Regions from separate parts of the Homo sapiens genome. Here regions 2 and 3 are each linked to region 1. A link is a loop called in an ENCODE intact Hi-C map of the cell type or tissue named here. Cell type or tissue: endothelial cell of umbilical vein. All regions are shown on one strand.

Evidence for each region. Peaks named below come from ENCODE experiments on the same cell type or tissue, not always from the same donor. Only the 100,000 strongest peaks of a DNase experiment are listed, where the experiment ranks them.
Region 2: a loop joins it to region 1, with 15 times the contacts of the local background. A loop is called at or near these places in 15 of 110 quality-filtered maps.
Region 3: it touches region 1 in a loop (24-fold over the local background); 31 of 110 quality-filtered maps call a loop at or near these places.

Annotation. Positions count from the first base shown.
Region 1 is chr7:34,592,149-34,600,148 of GRCh38, forward strand. All of the region lies in intron 2 of NPSR1-AS1 (NPSR1 antisense RNA 1), which reads right to left. Among named protein-coding and RNA genes, the nearest start is that of NPSR1, 62 kb to the right of the region's middle. In endothelial cell of umbilical vein, no CTCF peak of the experiment used is centred here; a DNase peak (open chromatin) is centred at 4,933.
Region 2 is chr7:34,129,700-34,137,699 of GRCh38, forward strand. The region is part of intron 13 of BMPER (BMP binding endothelial regulator); the gene reads left to right. Among named protein-coding and RNA genes, the nearest start is that of BMPER, 230 kb to the left of the region's middle. In endothelial cell of umbilical vein, a CTCF peak has its summit at 4,665 (motif pointing right); a DNase peak (open chromatin) is centred at 4,682; H3K27me3 peaks cover 159 bases.
Region 3 is chr7:34,317,943-34,325,942 of GRCh38, forward strand. No RefSeq gene overlaps it. Among named protein-coding and RNA genes, the nearest start is that of NPSR1, 340 kb to the right of the region's middle. RefSeq lists an enhancer at 3,059-3,118. In endothelial cell of umbilical vein, CTCF peaks have their summits at 3,157 (motif pointing right) and 3,356; a DNase peak (open chromatin) is centred at 3,219.

The sequences.
Region 1 (8,000 bases):
CTCCTCTGGCCAGCCCATCCTTGCACATCACGTACTGCCTTAGCTGCAGGCCTTTGCACATGCCAGTCCTACGCCCAGAATGGTCCCCTGCCTCCCCGGAGGCTCCTTTACCTGCCAGCCTTCTTTTCTTGACCTAAATTTCCCTTTCTCTGGGAGAGCCTCCTACCCTCTCCTCTAGGCTATTCACTTCTTCCACATGCCCCATGGTGCCCACTCTTTCAGCTGGGGCAATGCTCGTCACACTGCATAGTAATTGCTCAGTTGAAAATTGCTCAGTTGAAACCTCTTTCCTTTATAAATTACCCAGTCTCAGGTAGTATCTTTTTAGCAGTGTGAGAATGGACTAATACATAGAGTGAGTTCACTTCCTCTTGCTCTCTGTCTTTCTTGCCCTCTCTCTGCCCTTTCACCATGGAATGATACAGCAAGGAAACCCTCACAAGATGCTGATACCTTGATAGTGGACTTCCAAACCTACAGAACTGTGAGCCAATAAATTTCTCTTCATTATAAATTATCCCAACTATGGTATTCTATGGTATTTACGGCAGCACAAAACAGGATAAGACAGAAGGGAAAAAAGTTCCTTCCATAGAGAAGTTCTCCCTTAGAGAATAAGACTTGAGAATACTCAAGAAGCCCTGGGCATGGATAGGACTTATGCAACATGAAAAACCAAGCAGGGGAACAGGAGTAACTGAACTGGTAAACATCCTTCATGTTTTCTTATATTTATCCTTCATATCTCAAATTAGGGTTATGGTTATATAATGAGGCTCTGATGTACTTGAGAAAGCTACGCCGTATGGTTCTTATTGAATTGCCATAATTTCCTATGAAATGGTTCTTGAATAGGCTAAGATCTCCCTGGGTTTAGAAATGTACAGCAGTCTACATTGTTCTCTTTACTGTGGGTACTTGAATAGTCTAGGAAGTCAGCTCTTCATCCACAATGGAAAAATAAATATTTCAGTACCCAAGTTTTTATGGAAAATTTTAGTTTGATAAAATTATTCTATTCACATACCTCATCATGAAAGGAAATGAACAGACTTTTGATGAAACTTTAAAAAATCATTCTCTAACCTTATTAAGAAACAAAATGCAAAAGTGTATTAGGAATTTATGCTCCCTCTTTACGTGAAAGGTTACTGTAGATAATACCATAATAAGAAAAGTCCAAATGAAAGAGAGCTGGAAATTATTCTAATAACTATTCAGTTAGCAAAATATCACAATTGCCAGATACATATTTCCTTTATTTTTTTGGTAATAAAAACTGAAATAGTAGTTCAATGAAAGTATAAATCAAAATGAATGGTTTTGAAAGATTGCCCAGACACTTTCTATCATAGAGGTCACAATTCATAAAAAGAACATGTTGAAAACGTGTTTTCTGTACTCAGCATGACAATTTGTCTTAATCCCTTATCTTTGAGAATAGAATTTTAAAGAAAATAAAATTTTTGATGGTTGGCTCAGTCTTCATTTTTGTTCTGGGCAATATTTTATTAATGACTGAAATGTGGACAGCAATGTTATGGTGACCTAAGTACCCTCGCTTGAGTGTGTAGAGAGGATTAGTCTGGCTTCCCCAATCCATGAAGTAGAAATTAGTGTATCAGACAGTAGAACCAGGGTCTAACATGGACCACCATATTGAATGAGAGCCATTCCCTATCAGCCAGCCACGTGCTTATTTGGTTACAGATTCAGTGGAAATTAACAATGGTGCATGATGTCTAATACAGTTAGTATAAATCTTAGGTTAATACAGTATCAGGGAAAAGTAAGGCCATATTTCCAAGGTGTGCTGAGCCCATCATAGAGTTTAGCTGCATTACAGGGTTCCATTCTGGATCCAACTAAGAACTGAGAGATCCAGAAAAACTGGAACAAGTTCAGTGATGGATACCTGAAATGGTAAAGGTATCAAAGTATTGTCACATGGGGAGCTGTTTAAGAAATAAAGGGAAGATAAGATCTATGAAAGACATGATGTGTGTCCCCATATACTTGAAGGACTGTCATGCAGTGAAAGAACAAGATTGATTGCCATTGCAGAGGGAGGCTAGCTGCAAATCTGTGTAGAGAAGAGCTATGAAGGAATAGTCTGCCTAAATTGGAAGTGAGTGCCCCATGATTGAGAAGTTCAAACAGACAAGCATCTCTCATGGATGTTTGGGGGATGGTTGGGTTAGAAATAGTGGGCCTGAGAGTGTGCAAGGATTGGATAAAGATGACTTAAAGTGTAAAGGAGGATATGCATAGGTTATATGAAAATACAACAGCATTTTATATAAAGGACTTAAGCATCTGAGAATTTTGGTATCCACAGGGGGCCTAGAACTAATCCCCTGTGGATACCAAGGGGTAATTGTAATGATGGCAAAGTGTGTGGACTCTGAAGTCAAACTGCTGAGTTCAGATCATGGCCTTAGTTCTTTATGCGAAATTGAGTAGGTTACTTGCCTTTCTATGCCTGTTTTCACATTTGTAAAATGGAGATGACAATATTACCTAATTCACAGCGTTGCTCTGAAAAATAGACACAATCACAAAATGTTTATAATCCAGCTCACATAAATATTGCATGTTAGTTGTTACTATCCAGTGGAGGAGAGAATCATTCCAGTCCAACCTTCCCCACATGTATGAGATCAGCACACATCTTTTCCACTCAGGCTGACTTATAGTTGGATTAAAAACTAAAGAGGGTGGCTTCCTTGGGCTGATTCTAGGTCACTGTTTGGGCCCCTCCTGCCAAGGGGCATCTTAGTGGGCTCTCCCACTTGCAATGGCAACCCACTCCAAGCCCCAATAACTGTGAACTTCTCACCACTTCTTAAATAACTCTGGCCAATTGTGGACTATCTGTGCTTGTGGGACCCTGCCCATAGGGCTTCTTCCATGAGGCAGGCTTTGCCTTGCCTCCTCTTCTTATTCACGTGCAAATGTTTACCCAAGTCCGTGACTCCTGTGAAAGGAAAATACGCCTTGGGGCCCCAAAATCACTAAGCTAAAGGGAAAAGTCAAACTGGGAACTGCTCAGAGGAAACCTGCCTCCCATTCTATTCAAAGTCACCCCTCTGCTCACTGAGGTAGATGCATATCTGATTGCCTCCTTTGGACAGGCTAATCAGAAACTCAAAAGAATGCAACCATTTGTCTCTTATCTACTTATGACCTGGAAGCCCCCTCCCCGGCTTCAAGTTGTCCCACCTTTCCAGAGGAAATGTTCATCTTACATATGTTGATTGATGTCTCATGTCTCCCTAAAATGTATAAAACCAAACTGTGCTCTGACCAGCCTGGGCACATGCTGTCAGGACCTCCTGAGGCTGTGTCACAGCTGCGTGTACTCAACTTTGGCAAAATAAACTTGCTAAATTAACTGAGACCTATCTCAGATATTTGGGGTTCACACTCCTCATGTCCCCCAGGCATTCCCTCCTCTGGGCTGCATGGCTCTTGTTCATAACTATTATAGGATTTAACTTGTGGTATTTTGACTGTCATGCATAGTCTTTTCAACTAGACCAGGGATCCCCAACCCTACGCCATGGACCAGTACTATCCATGGCCTATTAGAAACTGGCCCACACAGCAGGAGGTGAGTGGCAGTGAGCAAGCTAAGCTTCACCTGTATTTATAGCTGGTCCCCATCACTTGCATCACCACCTGACCTCTGCCTCCCTCCTGTCAGATTAGTTGCGGCATTAGATTTTCATAGGAGTGCAAATCCTGTTGTAAACTGCGCATGCAAGGAACCTAGGTTGCGTGCTCCTTGTGAGAATCTAATGCCTGATGATCTGTCACTGTCTCCTATCATCCCCAGATGGGATCATCTAGTTGCAAGAAAACAAGCTCAGGGCTCCCACTGATTCTACATTATGGTGAGCTGTATGTTATTTCATTATATATTATAATGTAATAATAATAGAAATAATGTGCACAATAAATGTAATGCACTTTAATCATCCCCAAATCATCCCCTGCCTGTCCGTGGAAAAACTGTCTTTCACCAAACGTGTCCCTGGTTCCAAAAAGGTTGGGGAACACTGAGCTAGACTGTGAGCTCCTTGAGGGCAGTGACAGTTCCATTCATCTCTGTTTCCCCAAGATTGGCACAAAGTATGCGTTCAATAAGCCTATTAACCTAAAGAAAGTAAATCTGTCCAAATTTTCAGTATATCGTATTTTCAACTTTTCGAGCTATCCCCATTAGCCTAAATAATTCTTCAGAGCAAGAATAATGTTTTTTAAATATCTGTAGCCCCAGGATAGCCAAGAACATGGTAGGTGTTTAATCATTTGCAGAATAAATTAAAGGATGAATTTATTTGGAACATAAGCTTCTTATTAGCATCTAGAATAAATCAGTATTTCTTGTTCAGATTAATAGTATAACAATCACAATTAGGTAGCATCTTATAAGTAGAATGTTTAGTTGATGCTGTAAATCAGCAGTCATCTAGAGATCCTAACTCTTGCTTCTCAGGCACATTGTGACTGGGGAGCAAGAATTAGACAAATTATTCACTGAGCTTTTAAAATTCTCAGGTTCCACCTCCATCTAATCAATCAGTCTTTAAAAAATAAGTTTAGACAGATACTTTGTTTTGTTTTTCCAAATATCTCCAAGATTAATATGAAATAGGGGTTGAGAACCATCCTGACCCTGTAAGCTGCAAGCCCTGTGATCTTCAGGAAATTTTTAATTTCTTTAACCCCCAATGTCCTCATCTGTAAAAGGAAGATAATTATTATGCCTACCTCCTAAGGTTGCATAATAATTAAATGATTTAATCTCATAAGAAGTGTTGAACATGGTACCCAACATACTGAAAGCATTGTTATTATTGTTTTATTGGTAACATCATTTCTATTGAAGTATAGGCCATGCCACCACCACCTGTGAGCCATTACTGCCACATCTTGGCCAAATATCATAACTGCAGGCTCCTGCCTTTTGTATTTCTATACAATGCCTAGCTTAACAATGGGGATGCTTTCAGACAAATTCATCATTGTGCGAACATCATAGAGTGTACTTACACAAACCTAGATGGTAGAGCTGATTACACACTGAGGTTATATGCTATAGCCTGTCGCTCCAAGGTTACAAACCTGCATAGCATGTTACTGTACTGAATACTGTAGGCAACTGTAACACAATGGTAAGGATTTGTGTATTTTCTCTGTTTAGACATTGTGAACATGTCTAAACAGAGAAAAGGTACGTAAAACTGTGGTCATATAATCTTATGAGAATAACATTGTAATATGTTAACTAACATTGTAACATGTAGTACATTGCTGACCAAACGCCATTACATGGTGCAAGACTGTACTTGAAACTAGACCAAACTGCTACCCCAAATTAAACCTATCAAGTAAGAGAAAGGAAGTTTATAAAATTCCAATCACCTTTCCCTCTATCAATCAATCTCTGCTATCAAAAGCTAAAATTTCCCCAGCTATTTCTAAGCATAAAATTATTTGAGCCTCATTTAGGCTTGAGTTTACTGCTTCCCAGAGAAGAAGGAAAGGAAACAGAGAAAATACTGTACGGTAAAACTTCCTAAGTGTTACTTATCCTAAGGGGGAAAAGATGGCTTGAAAAAACCTACTTTGTAAGAAATTGTTTTGAAAGATAATTTGAATATATTCATTAATATCCTTCATGTTATCCTTCTAAATGTCCTCGTAAGTCTTATAACTCTAAATGTCTTTATAACTTCTAAATGATCTCGGCAGTGTCCATTTCCAGGGAATAGAAAAGAGCCGAATGAATACATTCTGTGCAGATCATAGCTCACACAAACTCTTTAAGTTTAAAACCCAATTTATATACTAATATGAGGGAAAACAGACAAATATTTGTAAGGCAAATAAACGCTTAAGGTAGGAAAAATTAGCATCCTTGAAGAAAACAGCCCAGGAATTCCTGTATTTTCTTAAGAGAGTAGAGGTGGGAAGAAAGCAATGTTCCAGCATTGAGAAAACATCAACAGAATGTCTTTGAGACAACGGCAATACAATGTCTACTGCATAGCTCGTCTTCACATATATTATCACAGATAATCTTCCCAATGACACTGGGGGTGAGGGGGAATAGTTTTATCCCAGTATTACAGATGAGGAGATGGTGATGCACGAAGGTGAGACTTTACAAATCCACACAACTGTTGGGTGGCAGAGCCGCGCGAGACTCAACGCATGGGATGCTTCATTTCATGGTTCAGCTCCTCCTGTTAAACTATTCTCTGTAGCACAGAGAAGAAGCCCACGACTATCAAAACCATTGCTAACTGAAACAGAATATTATAATTCATGTGTAAGAAAAGCTTCAGAAATGAGTGCAAGGCTCTGAGGGAAGTTTGCTGTGTGGGATGCTACCCTGGGCTGCCTGTGGAGATGAATAGCCGCGCCAGAACAGATTTTTATTCATTTGGAGGTCGTGAATAAAACAGTTTTAGACTTTGGAGCAGAAAGAAATTGGTTAGGGGGCAGGGGGTGATTTTTTTCCCCTAGGTCTTTGTATTTTAATAAGTGGGAGGCTTTTTTTTGTATTTTGTTTTTTGGGCTTCTTTTTCTTATTCTATTAAAAAAGGGGGTCCCTAGGACTGCACTGTGACATTTCTTCTATTTTGTCAGATAAGGGGAACTCAACAGCTTTTTCACTCTCCCTTTGTGTCATTAAAAAACAAAGCATTTCAACCAAAATATTTGATGTTTTTCTACCAGTGCCTTAGAATGTTATTATGTGTGGATAGGAAACATCTCCCCTGAAAGCTCAAGGCTTCCCCTTCTCTACATAAGCCCAGGTGGGTAGGAGGTTTGGGACGATACTAGGGTTGTGAGCAATTAATCACAAATTTACTGCAAAGTCCTCTGAATTCGCTCTGTGATTTGGCTTCTTAAAACTAACTTACATCTCACAGAGTTCTTACGGGAAAAACTGGGGGAAAGGACACAGTGAACCCCTCTGTGAAATTTTACTAGTTTTAAGTAAAGATTTTGTGCCAGGCACTAAGTTCAGATCTTCACGTGTTATCTCATTTAATCCTTAAGACAATGGTTATTATCCCCTTTTACTTGAAAAGAACATTGAGCCCTAGATAAGTCAGTTAGCTTGCCCAAGGTCACGCAAATCCTGAGAAACGGAATCCAGCGTCCCTGATCCCCGACCTCTGTACTTATGCAATGTAAGGACTTAGAGCCAAAATGCTTGGCTTCAAATTCTGGTTTCATAGCTGTGCGAATTTGGGCAAGTTTTAAAATTTCTGTGCCTCAGTGTCATCTCCAAAATGGAGAATAGGGATAGGAACAGTACATAAATCACAGGGCTACTGTGAGGATAAAAAGAGTTAATATAATTTAGATGCTTAGATCTGAGATTCCCATCCCATGTACTAATATGTCCTAGGGCACTGCAGTCAACTTGCAAAGGGTTGTTGGAACATTTAACATTTTCAAGGGAAATGTGGGGATAACTGACATCTGTCAGTCATTGAGTGAACTACTAGCTTGAGGTAGTTCAGTTTCAACGTTAGATCACACCGCATTCCTTTTGATGGCAGTATATCTTCACAGCACTGGGTTTTCAGCTATTGCTGTGATGAAAAGCAAATACCATCCCAAAATCAATGTGGAGCCGGAAATGAGGGTGGAGGTGTCAGATCTTGACTCCAAGGTTCCAGACATTGTACAGCCCCCAACAGGTGCACACATGCCATTAGTAACTCTTGTGTTACTTAAGAATGTAATAAAAGTATTATCTTTTCTTTCAATTTATGCATATTATTTTTTCAAATTTCTACCAAGTTATCAGGACATAAATATGTATTAAGTGGTTGAGACATAATTACTTAATAAATGGATATGACGGGTATTTCTTTTGGCCTAGATGTGCTATGGAAAAATTACTATTACTACGGATGCCATGAAATGAGAACGTTCAGAACTTCCGGCTTGGAACAATTCCTAGTTGCATA
Region 2 (8,000 bases), 460 kb before region 1:
TTTAGGCTTAGTTTTATTTCAGTTCCTTTGCCATGAGTCCCCAAGGGCATGGACTGAACTGGGGAGTAAAACCTCATTCTCTAGTGGCTTTCATCTTGTCCCTTGTCTGGAGTCTTTCCTCACCTGGAAACACTATTTGCAAATTGCATTCAGTTCTGCCTGCTTCTTTGCTAGATATTTGGATTAGCACCTTGGTCTTCCTTCCTCCAACTGCTGATCTAGAGGTTACCTCTCCCTATGTTGTCGTATATGAATATAAGGACTTCTACATTTTTCTTTTTCTTTTTTTCAGGAATTTGGCTACTAGCAATGATAAGTGAATAGGAGGGTAATCTTTTCCCTGTGTTCTTGACCCCCTCCTCTCCTGTTTTCTTCCTGATATTATGTCACCAGTTACCCAAACCCTCCATCTCTTTAGCTTCAGCATCTTATCTTGGACTTCCTTCCCCGCTTTGATGCAAAATGTGTTCAAGTCTTCTTGATTCTGTCTCTCTCTCTCTCTCTCTCTCTCTGTCTTCTGGGTTCCCTTCAAATTATCTCCTCATTTCTCTCCTCTGATCTGACAACCTACTGAAAGAATGGCCTTTCCTCATTGCCTCCCATATTTTCCACCTGCAATACACTTCAGGAGGATTGTTGGCCACACCACTCTTGTAAAAGTATTCCTGCTAAGACCACCACTGACCTCCTAGCTGTCTACTCCAGTTTTCAGAACTTCCCTCAGTATGTTAGTAGTAGTTAAATCCATGGAATGCCTATTCCTCCTTCACTTTGAGGCCATTTAACCCTGTAAATCTCATTGTCACTTAGTAGTCGCTTTATCTGGACTTGACTATATAAACATCTGTAAGTAATGCATTCAGAAAACAGGTTTTGAGCATGTACCCTAGAACAGGCTCTGCACTAGGGCTGGGGAAAATTGGTGAGCAACACCTGCCAGCCCTGGGGCATGGTGGAGTAGATGGAGTGAGGGATCGCTCCCATGGGGGTGTAGTTGCAGGGTGTGATAAGGGCCATGCAAGAATGCCAGGAGAATGTTTAAGAGCAACCTTATCTAGACTGGGGATCTCAGAAACCTTCCCTGAGAAAGCTACTCAGCTGCATATTGAAGGAGGAGTGGATTTTAACTAGGAGAAGGGGGAGGAAGAACACCCCAGCTAGAAGGAACAGCATGTGCTTTAGAAGGCGACCTGTCTTAGGGGAGAGGGTGAGGGCTCAGCTTTGAATGCTGTCTTTGCCACTTATTAGTAATGTGATGGTAAAAAGAGAAAATCATGTGATGCCTCTGGGCCAGTGTTCTGGGGCCTTTTAGGCAATTATCTCTGCAGTTGCTTATAGAAAACAGGCCTCACATTCCAACTCTCAGGGGCTCATCTGAGGGTGCTCTCATTCTAGCAGAGGGTGTGGGGAAGCTGGCATGGAGGGGAAGGCCTGTGGTGTTTATGATTTGGCTTTGGGGAATGTCTGGTCATGGAGTCCTTTTTCTGGGATTTGAGGATGGTGGCGTGCCAGCCCCACTGATGGGTGGGGGTGGGCCTCTTGGGACGGGTAGCACCCTGTTTAGGTCCAGTGGACTGAGCTATCCCTCGGCAGCCAAGGCTGCAAAGGGCATTGAGTGTGAAAAGACCCTTTCTTGTGCAGTGATGGGATGTGAATGCTGGTTTATTGTGGAGCCAAAAGGCACGGCAGATGCTTGATGCAAGGCCCCCAGCATCTGAAAAAGTTCACCACTGTACCGCATCCTCCAGGGGCAGCCGCCTCTGCCGCCCTTTGATTAATGCACGTAGTGGAGGATTTGTGCCTTTGCCTGTTTGTGGGACTTGGCAGCCATCCACTGCCTAATGTGAAAAAGGCCTATGGAAGGATCGGCCCCTTTGAAGCAGGGGGCTGGTGGTGACTGCTGCGTGTGGCTGGGGTGTGGCCTCCAGATGCTAGAGGCCTTCACTTTCATAAATTTTCCTCACCGCCATTTGTGACTCCACACTCCCAATTACTGCACTCTCTGGAGGTGGCCATGGCCAACACAGGCAAACCCAGGCTAGTATTGTTCGGCTGCCAATGGGAAGACTAGAGACAATGCTGGGGCTGGCATCCCGGGGGATGGCACCCTAGGGTGATAGGAAAGAAAGAACAAAGTTCAATTCCTGCACATCCTTCAAACTCTGAACTTCAGTGGGGCTGGAGATGGAATGCTGCAATTTCTGTTTTGCTTAGTCCTCTAACCATTTCCATTTCTGTGCATGGATGAATTTTGCTCTTTTCTTTAGGGATTCGTTGGGGGAAGGGGAGAATACAGATTTTCATTTACCTTCTGAGAACCCTAAGGGAGAGATTAGGCAAGGAAAGGAGAATGTGGAAAGGGGTAATAATGTGCCCAAGATAACACAATTGAGGTTCAATCTTGGTGTGGTGATCACTTACCTTGCTGCCTCTTCGAGTAGATTATGCCGTGGGACAATTGTGTAGGCATGTTTTCTTCTCCTCTAGGGCCCAGACATGAGAAGCAACATTGAAGAAGGCATTTGCTCTCAAGTGCCAGCCCTGTACTTACTGGAGCCTGAGAGCTAGTGCCCCCTTAATATGTTGCCCTCAAGACTCCTCCTTGAGTGTTGCCTGGCCCAGTTCTGCCCTGCTCTCCCCACCACACCCCAAAGGCCCCAGGATCGAAGCCAGTTCTGCCCTGCTCTCCCCACCACACCCCAAAGGCCCCAGGATCGAAGCCAGTTCTGCCCTGCTCTCCCTACCACGCCCCAAAGGCCTCCGGATCGAAGCCAGGTTCTTCTTTCTTTCTGCATTTCCCACAATGCCCAGCCCACAGGTTGCACACAGCGGATATTCTCTTGGTGTTTGTTGAGGGGACTAGAACAATTTCAAAGACGGTATGTATCTATGTTGGGAGTAGAATTATGATGAGATGAGCTCACCAAAAAGGAGACAGTGAGTTTCTTTGGGGTAAAGATCCCTCTCTCATTTCTGGGCTGGGGGCTTTTAAAATACATATACTACCTAGTTTTGGGGCTAGCTGAGCCCTGGGCAAGTTCATATCTTGACAGAATCACAGAATATTAGTACTGTGGAGACCCCATCACTTTACAAACTAAGAATCAGGCTTACCCCAAGACGTGGCTGAATATTGGCAACACGCTGATACTTTTGGTCCCTGATGGTATTACCACCTCAGACTTGGTAGATGTGAAATGTGTATATTGAAATGTGTATATTGCTCTCTGACATAGAGCTCCTGAAACTGTGTAGGTAAGGGCACTAGGGAAATCTTTTTTTTAAATTTGAATTTGGTCTCTGACCCCAGTTCCTGATACAGAGCTCCTAAGACCTTTGCAATTAATTTCCTGAATGGTAGGAGTGAGAGATGCAGAGCTTCTAAATCCTTTGTAATTTACTTGGTGATAGGAGCATCTTTTGTTCTAATGAGATGATCCTTGGGGGGCTCCTGGACAGCCTCAGGATGGAGAGGGGCTCCATTGCTAGAGGAACCAACCATGTAATTAGAGGGTTGGACTTTCAGCCTCTCCCTCTAGCCTCCAAGGAGGGGAGAGGGGCTGAAAGTTGAGTTGATCACCAATGGCTGGTGATATAATTAATCAGGTCTATGTAATGGCACCTCCACGAAAACCCCAAAGGTCAGGGTTTGGGGAGCTTCTGGATAGCTAAACACACAGGGGTTCTGGAAGGTGGTGTGCCTGGGTTCTGGAAGGTGGTGTGCCTGGAGAGGGCACAGAAGCTCTGAATCCCTTCCTACACCCTCACCCTGTGCATCTCTTCCATCTGGCTGTGCATCTGTATCCTTGGTAACAGCCTTTGTAATCAACTGGGCAACTTAAGTGTTTCCCTGAGTCCTGTGAGTCACTCCAGCAAATTAACTGGATCCAAGAAGGGGGTTGTGGAAACTCCGATTTATAAACCGGTTGGTCAGAAGCACAGGCCACAACCTGGGACTGTGATTGATATCTAAAGTGGGGAGCAGTGCTGTGGGACTGGGACCTTTGCTGTGGGATCTGACGCTAACTCCAGTAGATAGTGTCAGAATTGAGTTAAATTTCAGGACATCTAGTTGGTGTCCGCTGGAGAACTAGTGGTTAGTGGGGAGAAGTCCCTACATGTTTTGGTGACCGAAGCTTTCTGTGTTGAGTCAGCGTGTGGAAGCAGGAAAAACAGTTTAGTTTTTCCTTTAGTGGTAAAGAATGTTTCTCTTCTGCTTAGGTGAAGGATTCCGACTCTCTTGTACTTGAGATTCTTTTTAGAGACAAAAAAATATGTGACGTTCGATGTAGTACATAGGTGAAATGAGATTTCGTGAAAAAGATAAAAAAGATTGAAAAAGGTGGACGGAGCAGAGGCTTCTTCCTGGTGGTGGCCCATCTCGCCCTGCCCTTTCCAGAAGCCTGCCTCAGATGCACTCACCCTTCTTGGCAGGCATCAGGGGTAGGTGTTTAGGATTACACAGGGGTTTAGTTCACCAGCCTTACAATTGTTTTACAGTAAGCATGACGGTGATGAATTGAGCACAAGTTTAAGAGAAGAGTGATTGATTTTCTGCCAAGCACCATTTTTATGTTCTTTTTTATCAGCCAGCCTCCAAAAAGGTGAGTTGTTTGATTTAGAAGCAAATGCTGGAGTAAGAATTATGGTTACTTCATGCAGTAACTCTCGGCCACTAGAGGGGGGTCGTGACCAAGCTTCCCTCTCCCTGGCCAGCTCCTGAGACCATCTTGCAAGATTTGCCGGGCTCTGCTAGGATGGGGCCCAAAGTGAAATGAGGCGTTATCTCTAGAAGAGTGACAATTCAGCAAAAGTCTGTTAATCATGGTCAGTTTTTCCCTCCGTGAAGCCAGTGTTTCCTACTTGAGCAAAGATAGCTTAACTTCCCAACAGGAGTATTTCTAAGGGTTACTGGTTATATAGTCTCTGGCTTTGGGCTCCTTAAAGATGTGGCCCCTGGGTATAGAGAAAATAGCAAAATGGTGCACATCCCTTCCCCGTTATTAGATGGGCGAGAATTTAACTGTGGGCATGAAGATTATACTCTTCACATATGGTCTGATATATGGCCTTATCAAGGGAGAAAATATTTTAGATTCCATACATGCGTGATAGCTGTTTGGTCACTGTTAAAAGCGTACCTCTACTAAAAGCAAGTATGTGGAGCTTCTTCCAAAGCTGGCATCCATGAAAAATCCTAAGAATTGCTACTTCCTTAAAGGAGGTCTCTGTGTCCACAGATGCCTACATTATTCCACAAAAACAATCCATAGCTTCAGAAGAGGGTCAGAGGTGAATGATCATTTCTGGAGCTCCTGTGTGCTGCTGTGCACGTAATGCCATTCACCTCCTGGGGAAAGTTAGGAGGATTTAAAAATAAATATTTTTAGTAATTGGAGAGCGTCTAAATTAGGTAAAAAGTGTTGGAATGTATAAGTAAGCAATGTATATAAGGTAGGGACAGTGGGCAGGCAATCAAGTAAGAGATTCACTGTGAATCATGAACAAAAATGGTTTGGTAGGTTTTTCTCTTGTTAATTTGGTTGTTGGATTTTTGTTCTTGACAAGCCGGGAAGCAAGCAGTTGACAGGGAGGGAGGAACACAGAAGGCAGGAAGATGAAAATACAAGGCTGAGCAGGGGAGCGCAGGAAGGTAACTGAAGAGTCCTTATGAGCAGGGACACATTGAGTGATTCTGTGTGGCTCCTGATGTCAGACCTGAGAGTTAACTGGAGATTATGAGGATTTGGATCCCTAGAAGAAAGAAATGTCATAACCAGCAGATCTGCTGAGCTGCCCTGCAGGAAAACCAGCCCCCTGTCCTGTGAGGTCTCAGGAAGAGGCTGCATGATTCTCTGTCAGGGACTTTTTTTGCTTTGTATTGTTTTTGATATTGGGAGGTTGACCACATGACTATCAAATCTAAGATCTGGTGGTTTGGAAATTCTGTGCCTCTACTCAGGCACCTCCCTTAGCCTAGAATTTCCTTTTTCTCATTCATAATAGTCTTTATGTCATTTGGAGTTTGGTTCTTAGTATTTGCACAATCCTGTTTTCTTGGAGGAGCCCATCTCTGTTAGCCTCTGTACCTTGTTTAGTGCCTGAAACAAACAGAGCTCCATGAGTGCCTTCTTTTCACTGAGGAGTGGGCTAACAATTTAACTTGAGTATAGGGGGATGAGGGGAGAATTTGGGAAAGCTGAACCGGAGATAACTTTTATATCTACAACCAGAGAAACAGGCTGGACTCCCGTTCCAGGTATCCTCCTGCCCTGTCTCCCCAGATGAAGGTTATGAAATCCACAAGCTAATGAAAATGCCTGGACTTGCTGTTCTGTCCTGGCAACCCCAGGCAGCCATAGAACCTGGAATATTCTCAACAATATTTAAGCCAGCATGGACAGTAGCCACAGGGATGCCAAACTGGGGCTGGCCCAGGAAAGCCGTGGACAGAGCAGCAGGAGCTCCCTGCTGGCTGGCCCAGCAGGCTAGCCCTGCCCTTTCATTGACAGCTCAATAAAACAGCCTCACAGTTCCCAGGATTGAAGCTTCTGGCCGTGTTTTTCATGTGACAGTGGTGTTTTTTGTACCCCTTCGATGGAAGGATAAGAATGAGTGTGTGAACGTGCCTGTATAGGGCTGAGGAAAAGAGCGTGATATTGGATGACATTGTTTTCATAGGTATAATGTGACATGGATGTGCCTTCCTACCTTGGCTACTACCTTTAGTTGTCTCCATGCAACTCAGATTAGGGAAATTAGGGCAGGATTTCAAGGATTAAAATGTGAGTTTTTTAATAGGCTTATGGTAGCTAACCACACTTCTGCTCACTCAGCTAGGACTCTGTCTTCCCTATCTTCTCCCTCCCCTGTTTTCCATTGATGCCCAGGTACCAATAAACCTAAGATGCCTTCACTCACTTCTATGACCTTCCTAGATATGTGGAACAAGGAAAGCCATATGACCAAATGGTGGTTTTCTTGCTATCTTCCTTGCACTGTTGCGTTCTGCCTTGATCCTGCCATTGCTCCCAGGAAAGCTGACCTTCAGATTGACAAACATTGTCCAGCTGAAGACCCTTTGTGGTGGCAGAGAAAACAGCCAGAACGCTGGATATCTGGCTCCGAGGTGGAGCTGGCACCTGTCACTCCTGGCTTGCCCTTCTGTTCTCCAAGAAGCAGTGTGGAGGGTGCCCAGTGGGTAATACATCTGTCGTTCAAAACTGTGCCTGGGAAGCAGAGGCACTTGCCTCTGTCTGACAGGCATGGCCCTTGTGCCAGAGAAAGCAGAGAGCAGAGGGGAAACCACTCGGATATGCTGTTGCTAGGAAGCATAGATGTGTTTGATGTTTTGATTTTAGCAGTATTGGAGGTTTGCCTTTTTAATAACATGAAAAACTATAGGTTTTTCTTATATCAAATATGTGCTTTATTGAAAATGTGTGGTTAAAGCAGAATCCTCTCATCAAATCCTTTTTTTCCACCAGTCATTAAATTAAAAAAAATTCCTCTGGAGACAGGAGAGGAGTGCAATAAGTTCAAAATGAAAATGACAGCAGAAAGGTTCTTGCAGAAGCAGCTTAGTTCAGAGGCTGTTATGGCCAACAGCTCCCGTGGCCTTGGCCGTATTAAGCAGTGGCCACAGAGTGGGAGCAAGGATGGAATTCATGTCCTTCAGATATCAGTGTCCAGCTGTCCAATCCTGTGGAAGCTGGGAAAAGGTCATGAGGTTACTCTCTTTCACTCTTTGAATGATTCACTGAATATTTACTGAGCTGTGTGTTCACGGCACTGTGCTGGGGGGCTAGATAAGCCAGACACAGTCCTTGTCCCCCGGAAAGAAAAGAGATGATGTTTCAAAGGATCTGTGCAATAAGAAAGGTATGAAGGACATGGGACCCTATAGGGAGTGGCTAACTTTTTTGGGGCCACTTGGCAAGCACCACTGAGGAATTTGAATTAAGTCTTAAAGGATAGACATTAGATTTTTCCAGTGGAAA
Region 3 (8,000 bases), 270 kb before region 1:
GGACAGACTCATCACTCATTTTCTCCGGCTATATAAAAGCAGGTTTCTGGACAATTTACAGATAAATTAAGGCAAGTTTTTTTCAGCCCTCTGTCAAGATAAAGACCTGATTGAAAAAGACATAAATTACTGTTATTTTTTAATGATTATCAGTCAACATATTACCGTATACTTTCTTTAAGCTACTGTGTCTGTTATGTCAAAGGAACACTCTGGGGTCAATAAGTTTGCTATGTGCTTCAGGAGTTTCTCTTGGGTTAGTGAATTATTTAGGCTCCTTTAGGATCTCAGGCAATCTGTTTCTCCAGACATCCTGCATTGTCTGCCGGTAGCTTAGAATTTACAGCAACTTTAGAGAATCCTCCCTAACACACTGGTGTCTACAGTCCCTGGTCTATGACACAAGGCAAGTCTCCTTTGTGAAAACCACCATAAGTCAGGGAATAGATTCAAAAAATATTCCTTCTGAGCGAAAACTCTAAAAGAAATAGAATTTCTGTGGGAGAGTTTGGGGAGCTGTGAAGATTTGAGAGACCCTAAAGCAGCCATCGTTCAACTCATTTGGGTCACAGACCTCTTAGAGAATCCTATGAAATGTATAAATCCTCCACCCAGACAAATATGCAAATGTTCTTGGGGCTCACTTTTTGTGTGTATTCTTCCAGGGGGAATCAAAGAACTATTTAAGCTCAGGCTGAGAACTCTTGCTTCATCTAGACAATTCTTGCATTAGCAGAAAGTGTGGCTATCTCTTTTCTATCATGACCCAATTTGGGGTGCAGGAAGGAAGCAAGGGAAATGGGAGTAGAAGCCAAGACTGGGGAGACTAGAAACAGAAGACCCTATAATGTCCAACCTGACCTCTGCCCTCAAGTCCTCTAACCTTCAGAGCTAGGGATTTCACCCCCTCCTTTAGTTCCTGTCCAATCTCTGATGTGTAACCAAGCCAGGCACCTGGTCTTGCTCTTTCATGTGGGATCCGGGTCCAGGAACCAGGCCTAGAAACAAAGTTTTTGTCATACTCCTATGAACAAGCTCCTGCCATATATATTCTATTTGTAGGCATGAATCATTCATCTTTTGCCCCATTGAAATCTTAGAGTCCTGGCCCCAAGATAAAAATGGGTCCAATTTTTTTTTATTTCTTTTTCTCTAGCCTTATTTGTGCTGTTGGCTTTGCTCACAGTCTGTCCAGTTCATATTGTTTCCAGGAGAGGAGAAGAAGTCAGCAATGGGAAATGGACTTTTCTTAGGTCCTCTGGAGTTTTTCAGGCTGGAGTTCATCAATGAGATAAACGGCTTTCTAATCCCTTTGTATTATACCTTTTATCTTTTTCTTTGTGAAATATTTTGTCAGATTCTATTAGATACGAGGTCATGTTTCCTGTTTTCAAGATGTTTGAAATCTAAGGGAACAAAGAGAAAAATGGAGTATGATGTGCATCTTCAGACTGAGATAAATGGTAATAAGATGGTGATATACAGAGTTCTCAGAGGAAGAAAACTCGCTTTGAGCCATAGGGAACAGGAAGCCAGGGATTTGAGCAGAGACCTGAATGATGGTCTATTTCCCACAGGACAACCATTCTCAATTTTTTTCTTTAATGGACCTTTGAGAATCTCATGAAGATAGGGGAAGGCCTCTGAGAGCTGTGGTAAAGCCAGCTAATAATTAAAAATCAAGGTCCTGAACTGTAGCCATAACATCAGGATAGCCTGGGCAGGTCATTTTCATGATGTATCTGGATAACCTCACCTATAAAGCAGAATTGAAGGAGATATGACTAGTAATAACTCAGGCTTCTACTTGCTTTAAAATTTATAATTCTATCATCTAGTTTATTACCCTGTATAGAGCCATACTTATTGTTCCAAAGAGATTGAATATGTTTTTATCAAAAGAAAAATAATTCTTGTATCTCATCCCAAAATCACAAAATTATTGAAAAATGTATGCTACCCACACTGGAATTTTAAAGACCCTAACATTTCTCAGCTTCTAATTTAAGGGGTTCATTATAAATAATGAAGGCCAAACTTTACTGAACAATGAATATGTGTCAAGTAAATCGCTAAGTGCATTGCATGCATTATATCATTTAATCCTTCCATTAATTCAATGGATAAAGTGCTATTGTTATTATTATGTACTATATTATTATTCTCATTTTATAGATTAGGAAACTAAGGGCTGCAGCTATTAGGTTACTTTCTCAAGGAATCTCAGTCTGATTTGAATTTGGGCACTCAAATTCCACAGCCCAGGCACTTCAATCACTGCAATGGCTTGTTTTACTGGTGGGGTGACTTATAATGTTTCCTGGGCCACAGATACTTTGAAAATTGAATGAATTCACAGTCTGCAAGCTTGCATATAGAAAGTTTGCACAAATGCACACGTGCACACACACTCATATATACACTTAAACATGTGCACATACATATATATTTTCCATACATTTTAGGATCCTAGAAACTCTTTTGAGGTCTGTTCTATGGAGTTCAGTCTAAGCTTCCCTACTGAAGGCCAGAAATAGCTGGAGAAGACTGTGGAAAGACTGGTCAGGATTAGTCTGGACAGAGACAGCTCGTCCAGTCTATCTTTGCAAAGGATAGAGAGCATGACTGTTGGTTGCCACGCGGGTGGGGTCGGCCGGAAGACTCTGATGCAAGAACAACCTACCCCTGGGATCCTGCCAGCCTGGTGATGTCGCTGACCTGTCACTGCTCATGGGGCAAGGACATTGGGACTGATTTTGTCCATGGAAACAGGATCATCTTTCTCCAGTCACTCTTTCTTTGCCACAGTCCTCCTTAGCTTGTCCCCAAATAGAGTGCCCCCTCAGGGGTGACCTAGGCCTTTCAAAACCAGTCCAGAAAATGACATTAGATCTGCTACCCTCCATTATAGTGAGACATATAGTCATATTCAACGAATTAGGAACAAACATTTTAAGAGTAAGCATTCTCAAACGATGTGTAAAAACTTCAACGCAGTTTGCTTTTCCACTGAAAAGAAAATCTGAGAAGGCAAGGCGGGACTGTGGGTTCCAATAACAAGGTTACCTCCTCTCCTCCCAGCTCACCTTCTCACCTGGCTCTTCCTGAATTTCTGCCTGACCCAGATGCGGCAGTCTTTGCGAGTGAAAGGTGACGCGCTCTGTCCACTAGGGGGAGACTTGCTCACATTTATCCCCTGGCTCTAGCTAAGAATTGGAACTTGTTTGTAGCGGCAGCTCCTTGACCCGGTTTTCTTTGCTATGCAAAGCATTTGAATTTGATTAAAGAAATCCTCTGCTTAAATTTTCAACTCTCATTCCAAGAGGTGATGAGGATGCAGTAATGACTAGTGTGCAAATAAGGTAGTGACTTTCTCCAGTGCGCTCTGAGGTGCGTGGCTTGAACCGGCCTGGGAGGCGCCCGCAGCCCCAGGCCCTGGGAAAGCGCGGCTGCAGTGTCGCAGGTCCATGTGGGCCACGGTGGACCTAAGTAGGCACCGCACCCTGCAGCCTGCCCGGCCTGTGAAGTTTTTAGATTGTTCGGCCAGGCTGACTCACGCAGCTAAGGCAGGAAAATGTGCCCGAGGCGATTGCTGGTGGTATTCAAACAATCCTATTTTCTTTTCTATTTTTCTCTCCTCTGCCCGCCTTCAGTCCCTGTCCCCTTCCGTTCTCTCTTAGTGGCCTTTAGCAGTGGCGGGCCCAGCGATTGGTTCTCAGAGATAAAGGAACTTCTGTCTCCGACCTTGTCTGAAGATTGCTCCTCAAGTCTGTGAATTTCTTGAGGGATGTACATTCAAATAATGTTTGGAATTGTGTGTCTTCCATTAAGATGTGTAATACACATATATGCACAGGTACTTCTTTGAGTTTTAATTTTTCTGACTTTAGAAATAACTTGAGTTGAGTTTTGTTCGTGAAAGCAGAAGATGGAAGGAGTAAGTGTCACAGGTCCCCCACTGCTGTCCTTCCTTTAATTTAACTTTGTAATGGGCCTATGCATTTAGAGAAGAGCCAGGGAGCTGAGCTACATATTTCTATTTTCTTGTATTTCCCTTAAAATGTATTATTTGATACAGAATAGGTAGGGTTGTCCTTACATGTCACTATCCTCCATATCTGAGGACACATTTGTAATTTAGTGTCTACTTAAAAGCAAACTTATAATATAAAAAAGTAGTTTTAAACCAGAACAAATTGTTGTTATTTTGCCTTTTAAGAGAAGAAGCATATTTCATATCAGTGAGAAAATTGAACCCTCTGCTGCTACCTTTCCATTGCAGAGAGGTGGGAAGGGGACACCCAGAGGAGACAGTCTGTGTAGGGGACACTGATGAGTGTTTGGAGTTACAGTGGTAAGCCCTGAGCTGAGTTTGGGAGTCAGGGCTGGAGAAAAGGGAACTGTTCTTCCACCGGATGAATTTGGATAGATATTCCCCGACGACAGGTGGGGTGGAGGGCATCAGAAGACCAGAGAATGGAGGATGAAGATTGGTGTGTTTGAGAGATTTAAAGTAAAAACTGACCCCAAGATGTAAACTTGGGGTCCTCTATTTCCCAACTCATCAGTAAAGTCTGTACAGCACAAAGGAATTCTGTTGATCCTTCTTATTTTTTATGGAAATCAAGAAAAATGTGTAAGGCTCCTTTCGTGTGTGTGCATTCTTTCAACTAATATTTATTAAAATCTGCTGTGAAGCAAGTTTTATTCTAGGTGCTAGTGATACAGAGGTGAACAAGAAAATAAGATTCCTACTCTCTTAATCCTTACCCTTGAGTGGGGGAGAACAGATGGTAAATAAACAAAAGTAAACAAGGTCATTTCAGAGAGCAGCAAGTTCCATGAAGACTAACAAAATGGTAGGTGTTGCAGAGTAACTGGGCTGGGAGTGGGAGGGTATGTCAATATCCAACCAAGAAATGAAAACCACCTCAGGATTTTTTTTTCCATTTTTAAAATTGTAGTAAGATACACATAATGTAAAATTTAGCACCTTCACTATTTTAAACTATTAAATGGTGTTAAATATACTCATAGGTTGTACAGTCATCACCACCATCCATCTGCATCATCCTTTTCATCTTGTGAAACTGAAACTTTATACTCGTTACACAACACTCCCTGTTTCCCCCACTCCCCATCACCTGGCAAGCACCATTCTACTTTCTGTCTCTAAGATTCTGTCTACTCCAAGTACCTCATATAAGTGGAATCATACAGTATTTGTCTTTTATCTTTTTGTGATTGACTTATTTCACTTAGCATAATATCCTCGAGGTTCATCCATTTTGGAGAATGTGTCAGAATGTCTTTTCTTTTGAAAGCTGAAGAGTATTCCACTATATATGCATGCCGTATTTTGCATATCCAGTCATCCTTCAGTGGACACTGGAGTTGATTTCACTTTTTAGCTATGAACATGGGTGTGCAAATATCTCTTCCAGTCACTGCTTTTAATTCTTTTGGATAAATACAATCACTTTGAGATTTTTTTTAAAAGATCTTTAATTCAGGGCATTTATTACAAAATTAGTGGAATACTGGAGGAGCAAAAGGGGAGATTTTGCCAGTGGGAGGCAATTGGGAGATTAAAAGGAAGCGGGGAGGGAGAGGCAGGGTGTGGTGGCTCATGCCTGTAATCCCAGCACTTTGGGAGGTCGAGGTGGGCGGATCATGAGGTCAGGAGTTCCAGACCAGCCTGGCCAACATGGTGAAACCCCTACTAAAATACAAAAATTAGCTGGGCGTGGTGGTGCATGCCTGTAGTCCCAGCTACTTGGGAGGCTGAGGCAGGAAAATGGCTTGAACCCAGGAGATGGAGGTTGCAGTGAGCCGAGATCGCGCCACTGCACTCGAGCCTGGGCTACAGAGGGAGATTCCGTCTCAAAAAATAAAATGAAATGAAATAAAATAAAATAAAATGAAAAAGAAGAAAGTGGGGAGGGAGAAGCCACGTTTTCTTCTGTATTTGGTGGGGACTTCGCCAGCAGCAGCTTCCACAGACAGCAGTCCTGGGTTCCTGCTCACAGTTGCAAACAGCAGCAGGGGTCTTTCACCTCTGCTTTTCCACCCCTGAAAGTGATAGCAGCTTCTTGTTTTTATTCTCCAGATTCCTCCACCCAGAGATGTGAGGCTTGTTTGCAGTTCTGTACACAGCACAGCTGAACCTTTTCACTCAGGTTCCTTTCCTCTTTCCACACAGCTAGATGACAACTCTAACCTCCTCAAGCACAATCCATGTTAGAAGGAAAGATCTAGAGAGATGCTAAAATAAGGCACACTAGGCAAAGTAGAGGGTTTGGTGCCAGTCTACATACGGCACGAGATCCTCAGTCTGCCTTCCTTAGCCTATTTCCAGATCGCTGGCTGGCAGACGAGCCTGATCCCACTGCCTTGCCTCTGACCTAGAGTTACAGTCATCTTCCCTCCAAGTCTGAGCAGCCACACGAACCCCAGATACTTACATCTGGGAGCACCCCAGTGACAAAGCCAGTGACTTAATGTATTTAATCTATATGTATCCATTATTTTGATAAATGTTTAACCATATATTTATTTTTAAATTGCAAGAATGGGATGGGAGGAAGTGGAGACACTGAGAACAGACAATTTTAAAATGTTTTTCCATAAATGGTAGCAGAGAATTCAGGCAATAGTTGGAGCAGTACATAAGATTAAGGGTTTTTAAGTTTGGAGATACCATGGTATTGTTGGAATAATACAGAAGGGCGGGAGAAATTGATGATGCAAGAATGAATGGAAAATGGCAGGAGCCTAGTTCCTGAGATAAGAAGGGATGGCTAGAGAGGTGTGGAAGACACACAAATCAATAGCTGCAGGGCACAATGTGAAAACAAGAATTCAAGAGCAGTAGACAATCTAAGCGAGAAGTAAAAAGACCACCTACCCCAAGAATTCACAAACCTCTTGGGGAGGACATTGGACATTTAACAGGGAGTGGAATGATGGCTTGAGCAAATCTTACCAGATCTTATGGGGCAGGGTGACCCATTTTACGTCTGGGTTCATTCATTCCTTAAGTGGAAACAGAACATTTTAAAGCTGTTTCTAATTAAAATTCTGTCTGTTTTACCTTAGCCTTCCCTTTCTTAGTCTTATCTTTCACTTTTTAACATATATTAATACTTTATATTCTAGTCAAATGGCACATTGGAAGTCCTGAACAAATGCTTGTTGAATTAAATAAATAAATTGGACTTATTTATAAGAGACTTGAGGTCTCTTTGGCCTTGCCGGAGCTCTCAGTTCCTGCAGCCCATGTTTTCCTGGATCTGCACTTTTTAAAAAAAATTTCTTAAAGCATTTTTTTTTCTTCCTGAAATAGTCTCTGCTTCATCTGTTTTTCTGCTTCTCAAAATCTTATTCCTTCTTCATGTCCAGCTTAAATACAACTTTGAGAAGGCTTTTTGACCTTTCCATCTAAATGTGATATCCTGTCTTCTGCATTCCATAGAATTTTCTTTATCTGGCTGATGTTTCTTACCCTGTGTCAGGAATTATGATTATCTGTGGAGTTGTTAAAATGTCCTCTACTAGACTATGAGAACATTGAGAGCAGTAACCACATCTTATTCACCTTTATTTACCTTGAACCACTTGGCACAGCATCTTGTGTGTAGGAAGTTTTCAACAAATAGATTAATTTGAATTTAATTTTCCTACCCCAGTGCACTCATCAGCACACTGACAAAAACCAACTGAGGTCCTGCTGCATGGAGGCCTCCTCCTTTAGCTGTGGAACAACCTGTTAATCAGCTCAGACTACAGACACATACCTTGTTTTTATCACTCCACTTTCAGGATTAAAGATTTTTTTTTAACCCAAACACCTTTCTCATATCCCTTGCAGAAATACAGATACCTACAAAGGCACACACTGCATATATTCACATGTACGCTGTCTCAAACACATGTTCCTCTGCACGCTCAGGCATAAACACACATACGCTGTTTCTGTTTACATCCCCAAACAGAATCCT